Linked DNA regions of Homo sapiens: region 2 is linked to region 1. The links are chromatin contacts, found by Hi-C in ENCODE. All regions are on one chromosome and are shown on one strand. The core of a region is the stretch at or near the end of the contact, and the rest is flanking DNA. Distances in the headings are between cores, read along the strand shown.

Region 1 (7,058 bases), core at 1,502-4,001:
TTCTTCATTGGAGAATGTCTTGATTACCCATTCAATACTGAAGGATATTATTATTGGACATAGATTTATGGGTTGTCACTTCTTTTCCTTCAGCACTTACAAAATGCTAGGGCATCGTCAGTTTCTGATGATAAATCTGTCATTCTAATTTTTTTTTTCCTTTGTAGCTTTTGTTTCTCTTCAGCTGTTTTGAAGAAGTTTCCTTTTTCTTTCATTTTCAGAAGGTTGATTACAATGTGTTTTGGAGTGTGTTTCTTTGTGTCAATTATGTTGGTGTTTGCTCCTCTTCTTGAATCTAAATGTTTATGTCTTTTGCACAATTTGGGAAGATTTTAGTCATTATTTTTCCCAATACTTTTCCAATCCTGCCCTCTTTCTCCTGGGAATTTGTTGGCATAAATGTTAAAGCTTTTGTTATAGTGCCACAGTGATTTCTATTGTTTTATATTTGTAAGCTATTTTTTCCCTCTCTCTTCTCCACCTTACTGTTGAACCTATCCATTGAGTTTTTTGGGGTTTTTATGTTACTGTATTTTTCAGTTCTAAAAATGTCACTTTGTTCTTCTTTATGTTTTATATTTCTTTGTTGAGACTTTCTATTCATTTTCTGAGATTTTCTACATTATCATTTGTTTCAAGTGTATTGTAACTGCTCACTGAAATGTTTTTAGGACAGGTGCTTTAAGATCCTTATCAGATAATTCTAACATGGGTGTTATCTCAGTATTGGCATCTGTTTATTTTCTCTTCTCATTCAAGTGGATATCTTAGTATGGAAAGTGATTTTTGATTAAAAGTTGGATACTCTGGATCTTATTTAAATCTTTTGTTTTAGCAGTCCTCTACCACTCTCTTGGATGGAAGAGGGACAGTAGAAGTCCAGTTTCTCCACTGTCTCTTGACATCCAGTTTGGAGAAGGGCTGTTTGTTACTGCTGTTTAGAGGTGAAAGTTTGGCCTTCTCTCTGGGCCTATGCTGATTCCATCCTAGCTGGTTGAGGTAGAAACTCCTAGTTACCACTGGTAAGGGTAGAAGTCATGGTTCTCCATATGGTCTTCACTGGGAGAGGTCTATTTTCACTGGGGATTAAAGTCCTTGCTCACAACTGGTCCTTCTCTGGGCATGGGGTGGTGGTTCCTTTGAAGCTTGGTGAGAGTGGAAGTCTAGGCTCTCCATTTGCAAGCCTAAGCTTCTGACTAGCTGCATCGTTATGACAGCTGGCATTCTACTGTACTAAGGTGTCTCACTTTCTAGCTAGCTTCTGATGCTTTTGCCAAAAAAAAAAAAAAAAAAAAAAAAAATTGCAACATATTCCCTTCTCCTTTCCAGACTTTACCTGGGACATAGTGGGAAAAGGAATACCTTTGCAGGCAGACCAACAAAATGTGGCAATTTCAAGCTGCGTGGCTGTGGGAAAATCACTCAAATTCTCTGGGCCTCTATTTCCCCAGCTGTAAAGGAGGAGTAGGAAGCTCACAGGACTCTTGCTGAATGAGCAAAAGTAGGTCAAAGGGCCTGGCACACAGGGGCGGGAAGGGACTCAATAAATGATAGTTCCCTTCCTTTACCTCTCCTGTAGAAAGAGAGATGCAACCCCTCAAGAAGAAGAAGAAACCAAGGTGCTTTACCTACCACCACTAATCACCATGTGTAGGTCTCATCCAGCACTCTAAGGGTTAAATCTCATGATCAAAGTCTTATTTCTTAAAGAAACACACTTGACATCTTCCACCTTGGGTTCTCAGAAAACACTCCAGGGAGAGAGCTTGACCCAGGCCACTCTCAGAGTGAGAGCAAAAGCCAAAGCAGGGGCTCACGCTGAGAAGGCGAGGTGAAGAAAGACCTTGTGCCAGCCCACACAGCCCGCCTGGCGCTATTGTGTTCTGAGCAAGGACAATATCATCGCTTTGCCAAAAGCTGCTCCAGGAGCAACCGTGTAGCGGACTCCACTTCGGCAACTCCCACTTTGCCAGCCCGCCTGTCACCTCCAGCTCCTCAGAGCAGCTGTCGCGATCCCACCATCAGCGCAGCGACCGCGTCCCCAGTCCCCATTGCTCCCATCCCCCTCCCAAGCGCGGGATAGGAAGGAAGAAAGTGGCGAGTGAGTGAAAGGAAAACGAGCGCGCGCCATTCTCCCAGCTCCGCCCGCTGAGATTCCTCTGCAACCCCCAGTTGGCAGCCCCTGGCAGCAGCCACCAGCCCCGATGCGCTAGACTTGGCTCTCAAAAGCCTTTCCCGAACTCCAGGTTCTGAAGTTGAACAAGAGACTGGAAAAAAATCCCGACTCCTAAAGAGCAAGGAGCCAAAGACACCTTGGGGCACACAAGTACTTTTAAAAAACGTGTCCATGAATGCAGAGCCCTGACCTCCACCTCGAGAAGAATAAAACTGTCTTGGTACCAAACCCGTGTTTCTTCATCTTTGCTTTCTCAGCCACATCTGGCAAGAGGTCTCTCTCTCTCTCAACTCTCCTCAGCGCCCCTCCCATCCTCACCTCTCCGGCAAGTCTGTGGTGAATGGGCCCCTTTCCAGCTCCTCTAGACAAACAGCCCAACAATAGATAATTAGCCCTCTCCCGCAACGAAGGGTTGGAGAGGGGCGGGGAGGGGGACAACGTGCCACTTACCTGATCTCTTTAATGCTTTCCAATTTGCACATGATTTCTTGCTCATCTGCCATACTTTTCACTGTCAATTTCACGTCCCGAGAGATGTACAAATACACCAGCCAAGGGATACAATAGACACAATGTAGCCACCTCCTCCGGGCTTGGGGCTATGAGCCTGTGCGGTAGGGGCTTGGAGAGGCCTGGGAGCTGTAGTCCGGAGCTTCAGGGCCAGCCAGGAAGCCCGGGGGCCTGTAGGACTACAACTCCCAGAAGGCCAAGCGAGACATGCCTGTTTCCCTTCCTGCAGCCGCACTTTAAATCAATTTGTTATAGATAATTATGTCAAAGGTTGTGAAGAGTGCAAAGGAATGGGGATATTCGTCTGGCCCGTGTGTGGGAAAATGGAGAAAAAAATATTCCTGAAGGCAATTGGAGAGATGAGAGACATACCCATTCGCTCCCTTCGGGGGCCCTCGCACCTACCCACCCGCAAAAGATTAGCGGTAGTCGCTAATTACGCCTTGGGGATGGAAAGAAACCCTGCAGGGAAAGTAGCTTTGGAGACGTTGAATGTGCTAGCTGCTGCCTGGGGACCAGTAACTTTGGCATTCAATTTAGGGTGGGGCGGGGGTGGGGAAGAGGAGGATGGGAGGAGGGAGATGCTGCAAAAGCTGGGGGAAAGGAGAGTGGGTAAGTACTTCCAGCTACTTACCCATTCAACAAACAATTACTTAAGCTCGGACTTTGCCAGTCAATGGAAGAAGTACTGTAGGAGTCACCGGGCAAGGCAGATAAATAAAAGCAAATCCTTGCCTTTGAGGAACAGAAGAGGCTGAAAATTTACCTATTAATTACAGTACAGTGTGGTGTCAAAATACAGGAATAGATAAGGTGTAACCTGTGCAGAGAAGATGTAAATAGGTCTCAAGAGTGACTAAGAATTTGTCAGACCATAGAGGAGAATGGGCTCTCCAGGTGAGGATACAATAGAGAGAGAAAGGAAAGGATGAGTGGTTCAGAGTGCCTGAAATATAGGTTTCTTATATGAGGTGTAGAGGTGGAAAAAAGAAATGGGAGATGTAGTATTTAGAAAAGGCAGGTAGGAACCAGACTATGAAATACGTTAAATGTCAGACTAAAGGGTTTGGACTTAATCCTGTAGGCAGACATTTATCTAATAAACTTTTAAATTAATTAATTTATTTATTTATGAGACAGTCTCACTCTGTCGCCCAAGCTGGCGTGTAATGGCACAGATCTCGGCCCACTGCAACCTCCTTCTCCTGGGTTCAAGCAATTCTACTGCCTCAGCCTCCCGAGTAACTGGGATTACAGGCGCCCACCCACCATGCCCGGCTAATTTTTGTATTTCTTAGTAGAGATGGAGTTTCATCATGTTGGCCAGACTGGTCTTGAACTCCTGAGCTCAAGCAATCCACCCGCCTCAGCCTCCCAAAAGTGCTGGGATTACAGGCATGAGCCACTGCGCCTGGCCCTAATAAACATTTTTTAAGTGCTTATTCTGCACCAAGTAATGTTTAATTATTTTATGTTTCAAAGCACGGTAGTGATAAGGATGGAGGAATATTTTAGAGAGGGACTCTGGAAGCAAAGTGGAGAATGATTAGAGGACATGAGACCAGGTAAGAGGCAGTTACTCAGCGTGCACAAACAGGCCTAGAGAGCTGGACGTTGGGCAAAAGGAAGATGGTGACTCACTCCCAACTAAAAGTGAGTCAGAACTCTCTCTGAGTTTGTGCTTTCTTTTATTGAGCTTCAGTTTCCTCATCTGAAAAATGTACCTAGTGAGCCCACCTCAGAGGCTTGTTGGGAGGCCTCTATGAGATCATTCCCATGATCATGCTGAATACAGGGCTTGGTATTTTGTAGGAGCTTGAGAAGTTTGTGGAACATGAATCTCATGTCATTCTGGATGTCCACAGTGATTTTAAGCATTCTCCAGGGAAGAAATTAAAGCCCTTCTCTTCTTTGGATCCAAGATGTAATAACTTTCTTAACCATAAAATTCTCCCTGGTGTCTACATTTTCCTATTGTCTTGAAGGTTGCTATCTTGTACAGCCACTAGTTGGTATTTAAAGAACATTGAGTTGGTTAGTCACAAAGCCTGTGGATCCAGAGCCAAGAACTGGCCCCAGCTCTGTCCCGTAAGGGGAGGAGGTAAGCAACAAGCCTGCGTTAAGTGCCTGACATGTACTGGCTACTGTGCTGAGTCTGATATGTACAATCTATCATTTCATCCTCACAACCACTATGAAGGGGGCAAGTAGATTCATCCCCTTTTAGAAGGAAGAAAACTGACTCAGATAGGGAAAGTTGTTTTGCCATGTCCACACAATAAGTTATAAAGCTAGAGCCTGTGCCCAGTTTGGACCAAGTTACTTGCAGATTAATGAAGAGAGTGTGTCTGGAAAAAAAAAATATATATATATAGCAACCAAAACTACAATGGGGTCCCGAGTGTATGTATCTATGTCAAACATAAAGTGGTTTATAATGCATTAATGCTGGCTTGGGGAGAAGCGGAGGGTTTGTATGGGATGTGTGGGAAGCAATTTATGAACAGCCTTTGAGATTTTAAATTTAATGTCTCTCTCTTTTTCCATTGTCCCCTTCACCTTAAGAATCCTTACCACTGACTATGTTCACACATCTGGTAAAAGTCTGGATGTGGGTATGTATCTGTTTCAATTAAATATGTTAATGGGTTTAGAGTCTGATTTGGTAATAATTTGGGAACTATCTTGTCTTTCAAGCCTCACCGAAATCCTAGTTTACAGATGAGGAAACTGAGACCAAGAGAGGCAAAGGACTTGTCTGACATCACCCTACTTGGCTGAAACAGAACCAAGACTCCTGACTCAAGGGCCTGTGCTCTTCCTATGGCCCCATGCGGCCTGTATCAAGCTGCTGCTGCTACCATGGGGCCTGAATGCCTCTGTTACTTTTCAGCCAGAAGGTGCACTCCAATATAGGGTGTCTGCAGAGGGCCAAGCATGTCCCATGCTTCCAACTATGGACATTTAAGGGAGATAGCAGTTAATCTAAGAGAAGAGGCCATGGGAAAACCTGGAGCTTGGAAGAAGGTTTGTGCTATTTGTAACAATTAAAATGTCCAAATACAGAAAGAGTAATGTGCCTCTTAGCTTCTGCTGGTTTGCTTTTGGCTCCTTGACCTCCTTGAGAACAGATGTCTCACCTGTTCCTTGCTGAATTTTAAGAATCCAGGCTAGCAGTGAGAGGAAGGAAAATGTTGTAGAGAAACAGTGGGGAAGAGAAGGAAACTATAGCCTTCTGCCCCTTCTTCTGAAGCAGCACTTAAAACAGTATCTGCAAGCCAAGGTGGTGGCTTTTCCATAGTAAGTGTTCAGTAGCTCTCAATTGATCAGAAGTTTGCAATGGCTGAAACAATATTTAAGATATGGGCTAGCAGTGAGTTCTAATGCATGATTTTATTAGAAGAACTGATTGATTTGAGGGGTTAGAAATAAAAAAAAATCTTAGTTTTATCAGGGCCAACATTATTCTTATTGCTAAGGCAATAAGGCAGGGTATGTTGGGGTTAATACCATTAAAATGCAAGAAATTAGCAAAAGGGAAGCCAGTCAGTCTCGATTATACTTTCAGGGAATAGATCAAGACTTTAAAAATGGAGGCCAGAATATTGAATTCACAGATATTTCTTTGTACTTCAACAGTGAACTAAACTAAAAGGAGGCAGAGATGCAACAACAGTCTTGGTTCCAAATTGCCTTTCAAAAAGTAGTGCAAATTACTTATTAAATTTCTCATTATATTTCTTAATCAGCATTTCTAAGAGAAAAGTGAGCCAAAAGTTTTCAGCCCAAAAATGTTTATTGTGCACCTATGATATGTCAGGAACCATCGAGGTTTCAGTGAAGATTTCATAGCAGATACGACAGACATGGGCCCTGCCCTTACCAAGCTTACCATTTAGTGAGAGAGACCAGCTATTACAAAGATCATGCATACATATATAGTTATACCTAGCAATCAGGGCTTGAAATAAGTCTAGGTTCTGTGAGCAAGACACACACACATAAGGGGAGAACCAATTTAGTCCTGAGAAGTGGGCAAGGAGTCAGGGAAAAGCTTCCTGAACAAAACTAGGCAGGATGAGAGAGGAAGGGAGGGAAACAGCAGGAGGTATCGAGGATTAATTCATGCAAACAGCCAACAAATATTTACTGAACACTTACTACATGCCAGGCACTCTCCTAGGTTCCAGGGATATATAGTGCTTTGCATGTATTAAGTTAGTTTAATCCTTGCAAAAACTTCACAGGAAGTATATATTATTATCATCCTTATTTTACAGAAGAGGAAGTTGAGGCACAGAGAAGTTAAGTAACTTGCCCAGAGTAACACAGCTAGTAAGTGGCAGAACTGAGATTCAAATTTAGAGAGTCT
Region 2 (7,058 bases), core at 1,834-4,333, 750 kb before region 1:
CTCCTCCATCAGCTTCTTTGCCAGCACACTCTCCTGATTTTTCTCCCTTCCCATTCTCCCCTGAAATATTTGTGTTCTCTTCTCCAACCTCTTCTCTCCAGTCGCTCTCACCTTTATTCTGATTATTTTAAGCGTCTCTATCCGAGCCCCCAGCTCTCTCTTTAGCTCCAGGCATGTATCCACTGAGTTTCTTCAAGCACTTCAAAGACAGCAGTATCACATCACCACCACTACCACCATGACTAAACTTGATCCATATATCATTTCCTCACCATCTACCTGGTCAACCAAACCAAAAACCAAGACTCCTGTCAATGCTCTTGCCTCTTTATCCCACTCTCATAAAATCCCATCAAGTCCTGTGGATTTTACCTACTAAAGACTTCTCCAGACCATCTGTGCTCTTCAGGGACCATTCTCATTGACTATGCTTCATCTAGGCCCCCACTGCCTTTTGCCTCAGCAGTTATAGTGGTCTCATAGGTAGTTTCTCTTTTCAATATTTTCTCCACATTGTTGCTAAAGTGGTAATTTAAAAATACATATCTGATCTCTACCAATCCTCTGTTTTAAATACCTTAATGGCTCCCCTTTCTTTCCAGCTACAGCCCAAATACTTTAGCCCAGCTCAGAGGTCCTTCATGAATAAATCTTGGCCAATCTCTCCAGCCTCACTTCCTACTACTCCTTGACTTATATCCTGAGGTCCAGTGACAAGAGACAAAAAGTGATGGCTCTCCATATACACCATGTTTCTTTCTGCCACATGCAACTCCTTCTGCCAAGTTAATTCCTGCAGAGTCTGTGTTATAGCACTATAGCAGTCATCACACTGTATTGTAACTTCTATATGGGTCTTTGTTTGCCCTAGTGCAGATAAAGAGGCCTTATGTGGTAGTGGCAAAACATGGGAGTTCTGCTTCTACCCCAGCTCTAGCATTTAGTAGCTGTGTGACCTGGGGCAGGTCACTTAATCTCTCTGTGCCCATTTCTTCATCTGTAAAGACAAAATAACAATAGTATCTGCCTTGGAGGGTTCTTAGGATTAAATGAGTTAGTACATAGTAAGTGCTTAGAATAGTGCCTGAAAGTAGTTCTCAGTAACTATTTTTACTATGATGATGATTGTTACTTATGTCTCCATTTTCTAAGGCTATTGCTCCCTACTTAATGTTCTAGAACCTCAGAGCTGCAAGGGACCTTGTAGATCATTTAATTTAATTTTTTCAATTTACAGATGGGGAAACCAAGGTTCAGAGCAGAGCAGGGACTTTGGTAAGGTCACATGGTTGTTATTGTTAGTTGTCTCATTAACAAGAACTCAGAACACACTTATAATCCTGTGCTTTTCAAAGCAATTTCATGTAACAAAATAGGTAATATTATCCCCATTTTTTGGATGGAGGAAACTGAGTCCAGAGAGGGTAAGGGGTTTTCCATATACCTTACATCAAGGCAAAAGCAGAGTCAGAAATAGAATCCAGGTTTCTCTACTCCTCCTCCTGTTCTTTCTATTACAAGATGAAACACAAACACATACCCCCCTCCCTTGACTCCAGCAGTCACATTGCAGCTCCCAGGATCTTCAGCTTTTGAGTGTCATGCTGAATTCCAGGGTCTTCGGTAATGGAAGGTTCCTTTACAAATAATTTATTCTGATAACTGGTAGGAATTCCCTCCTTAATATTTTATTTTGGCGACTGGGATCTGGGCAGATAATTGGCAGGGAGTGGCAGAGGGAAGTGCTGAAGTTCTTGCTAAGGTTCATACCAAGAGCCCACAGCAGAGCTCATATAATGAGCCTCCAGAGGGAGACCAAGCCATGCTCTCCAGCTGGCTGTGGCACTGGAGTGAATCGTGCCTCCATTAGATAAGGACAAGGAAATCCAGCTAGCCTGTTGTCTTACCTCACTTTGCTGTAGTTTATTAATCAAAGAGTTACTATGTGCCTGTTATGTGCACGTAGCTCCTTCCTGATCCTAAAGATGTAGGAGTTTTAAACCTTTTTTTTTGTGATATTGGTTCCTGTGACAAACTAGCAAAGTCTGTAAACACCTTTCAGAATGGTTTTTGCTACATAAAACACATAAAATTAAAGGAAACCAATTATATTAAAATGTGACTGTCAAAATATTTTTAAATGCATGATATAGTAAGAGATGTTCTTTAGTAACACATTAAATAAAAAGGTCTAGTAATAATTTCTAAGTGGTAATAAATGACATTTCAAGATCTCTGCCACAACTGTAATATGATATGAAATATCTGTGGTTTCTTCTGGTAACCAAATTACATGAACTGGTTATGCTACTGCCATTTGATACCTGCATTCATCCTTGAAGGAAATAGTACATTTTAGTTAGAGGTTAGGGGGAAAAAAGGTAATTGTCTATTCATCCAAGTTTCTGGACCCCTTGAATTCTATCTAAGGCCCTCTTGGTGTCTGTCAATCCAGGTTAAGTACTCCCACAGGAAAGTGGTTGGTTTCCGTGCATCCTAGAGCATTCCTTCAGGCATTAGCAGAACGTTTTTAAGCCTCATCTTCCTTCTCTCACCCTTACGAGTTCTGCCCTTATGCCCTTAAACCCACTCTAAGGCACCCACACACACAGACTAGCCAACACCACACAGGGACACAAAGACAAATCTCCACACTTCCTGTAGTGTATAATCACAATTGCTCTCAAGAAGCAGGTCTGTTTAGACCCGAGGTCCTAGGCAGACATATCCTCTTGGGACACACAAGGCAGGGAGCTGGCATTATATCCCTCCTCCCTCCTCCTGGTGGGTTGCCCTAACGACCTTCCAAGCGCCTCCCCCAACTCCCACCACGTCCCAGACCCAGCGGAAACAGCCTACAACGGGAAGTGGGTGATCACAGGTCTGTGGGCCCGCAGTGGTCACTCTTCTCAAACCGGTCCTAGGCTCCAGGTACTCACCGGGCTTCAGCCTGAGGCCATGCTGCCCAGGGTCGCTGCCCCCCGCCCCTCTGTGAAACATTGGGGCCCTGGTGTCCCCTCCTTAGGGAGCCCCCACGGCCCCAACCTGGAGCAGCTGGGGCTCTCGTTTCCCACTGTTAACAATGCCGTTGAAAGACTAGGAGTCAGTCCCTAGTCTTGGTCCAAGGGGCTAATTTTAGGCTACCCTCCACCCCCTCTTCCCAGGCCGTGTTATCTTACCAGTGCCATTCTGGGAGCGATTTCAGTAAGAGGAGGGGCTCTCCCATGGGGAAGTCCTGGAAGGACTGACTGACAGATAGACAGGTGCCTGGTGAGGCTAGGGTTCCTGCTCCCAGCCTATCCTCCTATATCCCTCCCTGCCACTCAAATGGGAGACAGGGTGAGGCCCCTGAGCTGCGGTTGTTCCCACACCTCCACCAGGGGGCACTGAGAAGGTCCAGCCTCAGCCTAGCACACTTTTTTTTTCTCTTTTTTTTTTTTCTAATTATACTTTAAGTTTTAGGGTACATGTGCACAACGTGCAGGTTAGTTACATATGTATACATGTGCCATGTTGGTATGCTGCACCCAGTAACTCGTCATTTAACATTAGGTATATCTCCAAATGCTATCCCTCCCACCTCCCCCCACCCCACAACAGGCCCCGGTGTGTGATGTTCCCCTTCCTGTGTCCATGTGTTCTCATTGTTCAATTCCCACCTATGAGTGAGAACATGCAGTGTTTGGTTTTTTGTCCTTGCGATAGTTTGCTGAGAATGATGGTTTCCAGCTTCATCCATGTCCCTACAAAGGACATGAACTCATCATTTTTTATGGCTGCGTAGTATTCCATGGTGTATATGTGCCACATTTTCTTAATCCAGTCTATCATTGTTGGACATTTGGCTTGGTTCCAAGTCTTTGCTATTGTGAACAGTGCTGCAGTAAACATACGTGTGCATGTGTCTTTACAGCTGCATGATTTATAATCCTTTGGGTATATACCCAGTAATGGGATTGCTGGGTCAAATGGTATTTCTAGTTCTATATCCCTGAGGAATCTCTTCTTTTTTCTCTTCTGAACTGAGCCTCTCTGCATATCCTCCAACTCGTTGCCCCTCCCCTTCCTTCACTGCTCAGAGTGAGGAGGAAGGTAGGAAGGAGAAGCCTCCATAACAGAATGTGTTCTCACTCAGCTTTTCTAAAGCTTAAGAAGGCCTTGGTCATTTATAAAGACCTTCCCAGTCCACTGACCCACCAGGCTCAGCCTGAAGAAAATGCCCACAACCTCCCACTATCCTCACCCTAAAGCATCACCATTACTTTAATGTGTCCAGCACTGGAAACTTTGTCAAAAACTCAGCTCTCACTTTTTCTGCCCCAAAACAGCCCTCTAGGGATCTGAACCCAGATATTATATCCTCCATGTCACCTTGTTTCAGGGAAAACAGCCCCAGCTCCTTCAACTATTTCTTTCAATCTGTTATCTATTTAGTTCCCTCCCCAGTCTTGTCTACCTCACTCATGAAGTGGTCAAGCAATCTGCTTGCACATTGATAGTGCCAGGGAGCTCACAGAAGACCAGATAACTCCTCTGGAAAATGTGGGAATGTCCTAGTGTGATCAGTGACTCTGAAGATCAGAAACATCAAAAAGCATACCAGTTTCAGCTTAGCTTGAGCCAGGGGACTTTGTCTGAGGCCTCATGCAAGCCCAATTAGCAGTCAACAAATAAGCTATTATGATGCTAAAGATGACAGAGTAAGGTGTTATTCTTGAAAAAAAGATTTGCAGGATTTTTTAATGTAAGTTTTTGTTGAGATAATTGTAATTCACATGTGGTTGTGGAATTAATACAGATTCCAAGTACACTTTACTGAGTTTCTCCCAATGCTAACATCCTGCAATACTATAGTACAATATCTCAAGTATGACATTGGCATTGATACAATCCACTTATCTTATTTAAATCTCCCCAGGTTTACTTGTACTTTTTTGTGTCTGTGTGCGTACATTTAATTCTATACAATTTTATTACATGTAGCTTGTGTATACCACCTTAGACAATATACAGAATAGTTCTATCCCAATTAGGATATTTCACATTGCCTTTTATAGCCATATCTACTTCCTTCCTACTTCCTTTCCATTCTTCCCACCTTGGTACCTAACCCCTGGAAACCTCTAATCTGTTCTTCATATCTATAATTTCAAAATTATATGAATGAAACCATACATGATATAAACATTTGGAATTAGGTTTTTCACTCAGCATGTCCTTGAAATTAATTCAAGTTGCTGTATGTATCAAGTTTGTTTATTTTTATTGCTAAATGTGATTTATAGTAGGTATGTAGCATAATTTGTTTAATTATTGACCGATTGAAGGACATGTGGGTTCTATTTACTATCTGTCTACTATGAATAAAGCTGCTATGAACATCTGTGTACAGGTCTTTATCATTGTCGTTTTATAGTAGAGTAGATTGACTCCTTTAGCTTTACTATTTCATTTCAAGATTGTTTTAGCTATTTTAGTATCTGCACCTCTTTATATAAATTTTAGAACCAGCTTGTCTATGCCTACAAAAAACCTCTTTGAGATTTTGATAGAAATTGTGTTAAATCTATATATCAGTTTGGTTATATATATCAGAGTGCTTTGTTATACTGAGTCTTCCAGTGTATGCACATGATATGTTTTTACATTTATTTAGGTCTTCTTTGATTTCTTTTATCAGCATTTCTGATTTTTCAGCATATGGATTGTATATTTTGTTAAGAATATACCTAAATATTTCAATTTCTGTGGTGCAAATGACATTGGATTTTGATTTGGGTTTCCATATATTTGGTTCTTCTTGTTCCATATGTTTGTTTCTTCTTAGAAATGCAATTGGTTCACATGCACATGTATGTTTATTGCAGCACTATTTGCAATAGAAAAGACATGGAACCAACACAGATGCCCATCAATGATAGACTGGATAAATAAAATGTGGTACATATACACCATGGAATACTATGCAGCCATAAAAAAGAGTGAGATCATGTCCTTTGCAGGGACATGGATGAAGCTCGAAGCCAAATCCTCAGCAAACTAACACAGGAGCAGAAAACCAAACATTGCAGATTCTCACTCATAAGTGGGAGTTGAACAGTGAGAACATATGGACACGGGGAGGGGGACAACACACACTGGGGCCTGCTGGGAGGTAGGGGGCAAGGGGAGGGAGAGAATGAGGACAAATATCTAATGCTTGTGGGGTTTCAAACCTAGATAATGGGTTGATAGGTGCAGCAAACCATCATGGCACATGTAACAAACCTGCATGTTCTGCACATGTATCCTGGAACTTAAAGTAAAATTAAATTAAATTTTAAAAAAAGAAATGCGTTTTTTTGTGTGTGTGTTGATCTTGTATCCTAACTGAACTCCTTAGTCACAGGAAAGATTTTGTAGTTGTTGATTGTTTACTTTTGTTTTTGTTTTTTGGTAAGTTTATTGGGATTTTCTACATAGCCATTCATGCCATCTGCAAATGAGGGCAATTTTATTTTTCCTTTTCCAATCTGTATGCCTTATTTGTTTTATTTGCCTTAATACAATAGCCAGAACATCCAAGACTATGTTGAATAAGAGTTGTGAGAGTGGACATGTGTGCCTTTTCCCAGTCTTAGAGAATTAGCATTCAGTCGTTCACAATTAGGTATGATGTTAATTGTACATGTTTCAAAGATGCCCTTTATCAAGCTTATGAAATTCTCTTCATAGTTTTCTGAGTTTATCAGGAATGAATGTTAAATTTTGTTAAATGCTTTTTTTTCTCCATCAGCTGATGTGATCATTTCATTTTGCTTTCTTTAATCTCTTGACTGGTGGATTATGTTTGTTAGTTTCAAATGTTGAACCAGACTTGCATTCTTGGAATGATCCGCATTTGGTAATGGCATATAACTCTTTTTTTATGCATTGTGGGATTCAGTTTGCTAATACTTTTGGTGAGGAATTTTGTATCTGACTTGATGAGAAATATTGGTTTGTAGTTTTCTTTTTTTGTTCTGTCTTTGGTTTTAGTATCAGAGTAATAATGACCTCATAAAATGAGTTGGGAAATG

Evidence for each region. A loop is a pair of places that touch in the nucleus more often than their neighbours do. Pooled maps may share reads with other maps.
Region 2: a loop to region 1 is called in a pooled map of heart left ventricle, with 2.2 times the contacts of the local background. The contact joins the promoter of ASB12 here to the promoter of ZC4H2 in region 1. A Hi-C loop is called at or near these places in 1 of 50 pooled maps.

What each region holds. Positions count from the first base shown.
Region 1 is chrX:64,973,699-64,980,756 of GRCh38, forward strand. It overlaps ZC4H2 (zinc finger C4H2-type containing), which reads right to left and starts at 2,752. Exons shown (of 5, transcript NM_018684.4): 1 at 2,627-2,752. The coding sequence starts at 2,679. RefSeq lists an enhancer at 2,272-2,815.
Region 2 is chrX:64,227,524-64,234,581 of GRCh38, forward strand. ASB12 (ankyrin repeat and SOCS box containing 12) reads right to left here and starts at 3,084. Exons shown (of 3, transcript NM_130388.4): 1 at 2,940-3,084. All of the region lies in intron 2 of LOC112268307, which reads left to right.